Regions from separate parts of the Homo sapiens genome. Here region 1 is linked to region 2. Evidence: read pairs that join two places in POLR2A ChIA-PET (ENCODE). Cell type or tissue: B cell. All regions are shown on one strand. Region 1 overlaps LRTOMT (leucine rich transmembrane and O-methyltransferase domain containing). Region 2 has its middle 18 kb from the start of CLPB.

The links. Peaks named below come from ENCODE experiments on the same cell type or tissue, not always from the same donor. Only the 100,000 strongest peaks of a DNase experiment are listed, where the experiment ranks them.
Region 1: POLR2A ChIA-PET joins it to region 2 with 5 read pairs; 2 of 35 experiments call an interaction of 5 or more read pairs at or near these places.

The regions. Positions count from the first base shown.
Region 1 is chr11:72,097,587-72,100,086 of GRCh38, reverse strand. The region is part of intron 5 of LRTOMT (leucine rich transmembrane and O-methyltransferase domain containing); the gene reads right to left. It overlaps LAMTOR1 (late endosomal/lysosomal adaptor, MAPK and MTOR activator 1), which reads left to right. Exons shown (of 5, transcript NM_017907.3): 2 at 831-976; 3 at 1,229-1,306; 4 at 1,672-1,798; 5 at 2,173-2,500. The coding sequence ends at 2,265. Among named protein-coding and RNA genes, the nearest start is that of LAMTOR1, 4.5 kb to the left of the region's middle. In B cell, no CTCF peak of the experiment used is centred here; no DNase peak of the experiment used is centred here; H3K27ac peaks cover 569 bases.
Region 2 is chr11:72,451,586-72,454,085 of GRCh38, reverse strand. No RefSeq gene overlaps it. Among named protein-coding and RNA genes, the nearest start is that of CLPB, 18 kb to the right of the region's middle. In B cell, no CTCF peak of the experiment used is centred here; no DNase peak of the experiment used is centred here.

The sequences.
Region 1 (2,500 bases), 350 kb after region 2:
CTTGCTTTGTTGCCCAGGCTGGTCTCAAACTCCTGGACTCAAGCAATCCTTCTGCCTTGGGCTCCCAAAGTGTTGGGATTACTGGTGTGAATCACCATACATGGCTACAGCTGTACTGCTCAGATCAGGATACACCATGTACACTCAGTTTGGTTCTGGGAGTCACGTACAAAAAGAGCACCAGAGCACAGGAGGGTGAACACCTTCGAAGGGACCTGCCTTCAAGAAGGGAACACACTTGTACTGTGTGACCCAGAGCTGGGCTGGGATTCCTGCCCTGACATAATTTGAGAAATGGCCATGGAGAGGTTGGGCTTGCTTTCTCTTGGGGCCTAGGGCTTTGTCTGGACTCGCCAGGGCTTCCATCTTGGAAGCGAACAGCTTTGCTGGGGAAGGCCTGGTCCTAGGGGATGAGGAAGGCTGTTCTTGGGCTCTTGACTTGCACTGATTTCCCCTTTAGATCCCAGTGCTTGCTATGTCTCAGCTCCACTGTCTTCCAGCCTCTAGTATCCTTTCTTTGCCAGGTCCTAGAATGTTTTTCAAGCTCCAGGGCTGTTGCTGACTACCTGCTTTGTGCCTCTGTCCATTTTTTCAGGGCCTCTAGGACTGCCTGGTTCCACTCTCATTTATCCTAGAACACCAACTCAGTTGAGCTCCCAAGGATAGGCAGGAACTGAGTCTTATCTGGCATTCCATAAAGCTGGGCACTTTAGATATTCCTTATAGAAACATTTTTGGTGTTTAAGGTCAGAGCTGGGCTAAGGGTAGCACCCGTGAAAGGCAGGATCTACGGGTCCTGGGGCTGACTTCTCTCCCATGACCACTTCTAGGACCGAGAGGAGCGGAAGCTGCTGCTGGACCCTAGCAGCCCCCCTACCAAAGCTCTCAATGGAGCCGAGCCCAACTACCACAGCCTGCCTTCCGCTCGCACTGATGAGCAGGCCCTGCTCTCTTCCATCCTTGCCAAGACAGCCAGGTAAGTGTCAGAGGACCAGGCCTGGGTCAGAGCTCCTCTATCCATATTAAAGGCTAGGATAGAAGGAGCCAGGCTCAGGACATGGGGGATGGGACAAGGTCACTGGGGAGAGGTGCCTCCATGTCCAGCCCTGCTCCAGTAGGCAGGAGGGAAACTGGTGTCAGATAGCCCTGGAGTTGGTACCTGGCACTGAGTCCTGTTTGTCCTTCTCGGAAGCACCTGTCATGTCATCTCTGTCTCCTCTCCCCATAGCAACATCATTGATGTGTCTGCTGCAGACTCACAGGGCATGGAGCAGCATGAGTACATGGACCGTGCCAGGCAGTACAGGTGAGCACCTGGCCAGCGTGGGTCCCTCAGGCTACTTGGGCTCCCACCCTCCATCACTGTTCCAGCTTTGGAGCCTGGCCCCTAGTCCAAGCTTCTCATTTGGTGCAGCCCTGGAGACTGACCACAGATCACTTGGGTGCTTCAGTAGTTATTCATGTCAGCCCTGTTTACCCTGTGACACTCTTGAGGGCGCTGAGGCCAAGGGAGATGGGCCTAGATTGAGTCTGTGATGAGCTGAGACCTTCCCTCCCAGATACCCCTCCTCGACACCCTGCTTCTCTGGCCTGAGGGGATGAGGCTTACCTGGGCTGGGCAGGGCAGACTGTGGCTTAACTGCCTACCCCCACCCCCTCTCTCTTGGTCAGCACCCGCTTGGCTGTGCTGAGCAGCAGCCTGACCCATTGGAAGAAGCTGCCACCGCTGCCGTCTCTTACCAGCCAGCCCCACCAAGTGCTGGCCAGTGAGCCCATCCCGTTCTCTGATTTGCAGCAGGTGAGACACCCCTCACCTGCCCCTGCCCACCCTTCTCACACTGCCCAGGGTATGGCAGAGGGTTCACCCACTCTGCCTCAGAGGAGGTAGGGAAGGTGGAGTTAGGGAGCCTGGTAGCCTTGTAGGCCCCAGCTCCCTCCCACCTCGTTCTCTTAACTTTTTATGTCTTTCCTATCTCCTTCCTGCAACCTTTATTGTTTCACTCCCCTTTGTTCTTTTCCTTCTGTCTCTCCCATCCCTGTCTTTCTCTTTGCCTTCCTGTTCCCCTTCATTCCCTCCTTCTCCATCACCATCTAATCTCCCCTCCCCATTTTTCCTGATTGCCCTCCTCACCTGTCTCTGTTCCTCTCCTCCCCGGCCCCTCTCTGTCTCAGGTCTCCAGGATAGCTGCTTATGCCTACAGTGCACTTTCTCAGATCCGTGTGGACGCAAAAGAGGAGCTGGTTGTACAGTTTGGGATCCCATGAAGAGAGGGGTCCTTGGACAGCTCTTCTCCTCTCTTCATCCCATCTCTACCCCACCCCCTTGGCCCCCAGCCTCACTGCGGCTTATACAGTACCCTAACCTGCTACTAATCACAGAGAAAAATGTGAAGAAGGAGGAGAAGAGGAAGGCTAGAAGCCTGAGCAAGTGAGGGTAGAACCTTTTGGGACTGGCCTTTGAAGCTCTGGCCAGGGATGGGGTGGGGGCCAAAAGGACAGA
Region 2 (2,500 bases):
AGACTGGGCCACTCCTTCATGTAACTTACTTGTAACTTAGAATCTGCTCTGGACTGATCCCAAATATACCATTTACCCACTAAGCGGCAAGGCAGCTTCCACTGTAGCCCAGATTTGCTGTAAGGCCCTATATTTCTCTGAGCTCCACTTGAAACTGGCACCCTTCCTAGTCACTTGAGAAATAGGTCAGAACAGTGTTCCTAAGTGTAATGTATATTGCTCCCCAAATCCAAATCCCCCCCACCCACAAAACACCACCTCTTCTCTAGTGATATGGGTTTAGAAGATGCAATAACTTGCCATTTGTTTTAGAAGAATGTCCCAGAGGCCGGGCATGGTGGCTCACGCCTGTAATCCCAGCACTTTGGGAGGCCAAGGCTGGTGGATCATGAGGTCAGGAGTTCAAGACCAGCCTGGCCAAGATGGTAAAACCCTGTCTCTACTAAAACTACAAAAATTAGCCAACCATGGTGGCGGGCACCTGTAATCCCAGCTACTCAGGAGGTTGAGGCAGAGAATTGCTTGAACCCAGGAGGTGGAGGTTGCAGTGAGCCGAGATTGCACCACTGTGCTCCAGCCTGGGCAACAGAGTGAGACTCCATCTCAAAAAAAAAAAAAAGAAGAAGAAGAAGAAGAAGAAGAAGAAGAAGAAGAAGATCCTAGAATTCCTCAGATCATTGAACTCCTAAAAATTTCACCAATGTGGTAGACCCTTGATTTCTTACAGAGTTTATTCCCCACCTTCTGGCATGCATTTGTCTTACTAGGGGATTCAGAATATTTGACACTTTCTATTGTCCAGGCCTAATCAGCATGATGCCATCAATATAGTGGACCAATATGTGAAACATAAAGATCAAGGCCCCTGTGGACTACGTCTTGACAGAGAGCAGGAGAAATAATATAGTTATGGGACAAGACAGTGAACATGTATTGATGACCTTCTCCTATAGATGTAAACTGCTTTTAGTGACAGTGACAGAAAATAACACATTTGACAGATCAGTAGCCACATGCCAAATGCCATAGACTGAATTGATCCATTTCAACAAAGACACAATATGGCACAGCAGCTTTAGTTGGGGCCATTATTTGATGTTGTCAGATTTTTACCATTTTGGTGGGTACAGAGTTGTAACATGTTTTCATTCTGTATTTCCCTAATGACTGATAAAATCAATCACTTTTCATATGCTTATTGGCCATCTGCATTTCTTGTGCTTGTTCAAGTATTTTGTCTATTTAAAACATTTATCTGTAGGAATTCTTTTTTATATGCTAAGAAGTGATGGACTGAACTGTACCCACCCTAAAATTCTATGTTGACGCCCTAACCCCCAATGTGACTGTATTTAGAGATAGGGCCTCTAAGGAGGAAACAAAGGTTAAGTGAGGTCATAAGGGACTAGCCTTAATCTGATAAGGCTGGTGTTCTTATAAAAAGAAGAAAAGACACCAGAGCTGTCTCTCTGGAAAGGCCATGTGAGGATATGACAAGAAGGCAGCCATCTACAAGCCAGGAATAGAAACCTCATTAGGAGCTGAATTTGCTAGTAGCTTAATCATGGACTTCTAGCCTTTAGAACTGTGAGAAAATAAATATGCATTGTTTAAGCCACACAGTCTGTGGGATTTTATTATGGCAGCCTGAGCAGACTAAATCATAGATGTGAGCCTTTTGTCAGTTATATTTATTGCAAATATCTTCTCCCTTCTCACCTCCTGGCAAACTGCATGAGCAGCTGTCATGGTTATCTATTGCTGTGTAACAAACAATAGACAGTAACAAACTCTTACCCAAAGCTTAATGACTTATAGCAACAATAATCACTTATTTTGCTCATGAATCTGCAATCTGGGCAATGTTTGATGGGGCTGATTCATCTCTGTACCACACAGCATTAGCTGGGGTGGTTTGACTGGGGCTGGAGAATCCCCTTCCAAGATGGCTAGCAAGCAGGGGCTGGCTGTCACCTAAGAGCTCAGCTAAGGCTGTAGGCCAAGGTCCTCAGTTCCTCTCCACATAGGCTTCACCATGGGTCAACGCCAACTTCCTCGTGATTCCAAGAGCACACATATCAAAAGACAGTAAGTGAAAGTTACTAGTGTCTTAAGACCTGAGCCTGGACAATGGCATGGCGTCACTTCTGCCTTATTCTATTTAAGCAATCACAACTCCTTCCCAGATTCAAGGGAAGGGACAAAGACCCCACATCCTGATGGAAGGTATGTTAAAGAATTGGCAGACGCCAAAATCTTGGTGTTTCCTGAATTTGCAGCCCTTTTCTGTACAGGCCCATGACTGCAAAAGAAAGGCACTCCTGGCTGGGTGCACTGGCTCACGCCTGTAATCCCAGCACTTTGGGAGGCAGAGGCAGGCAGATCACGAGGTCAGGAGATCGAAACCATCCTGGCTAACGCGGTGAAACCCTGTCTCTACTAAAAATACAAAAAATTAGCTGGGCATGGTGGCGCGCGTCTGTAGTCCCAGCTACTCAGG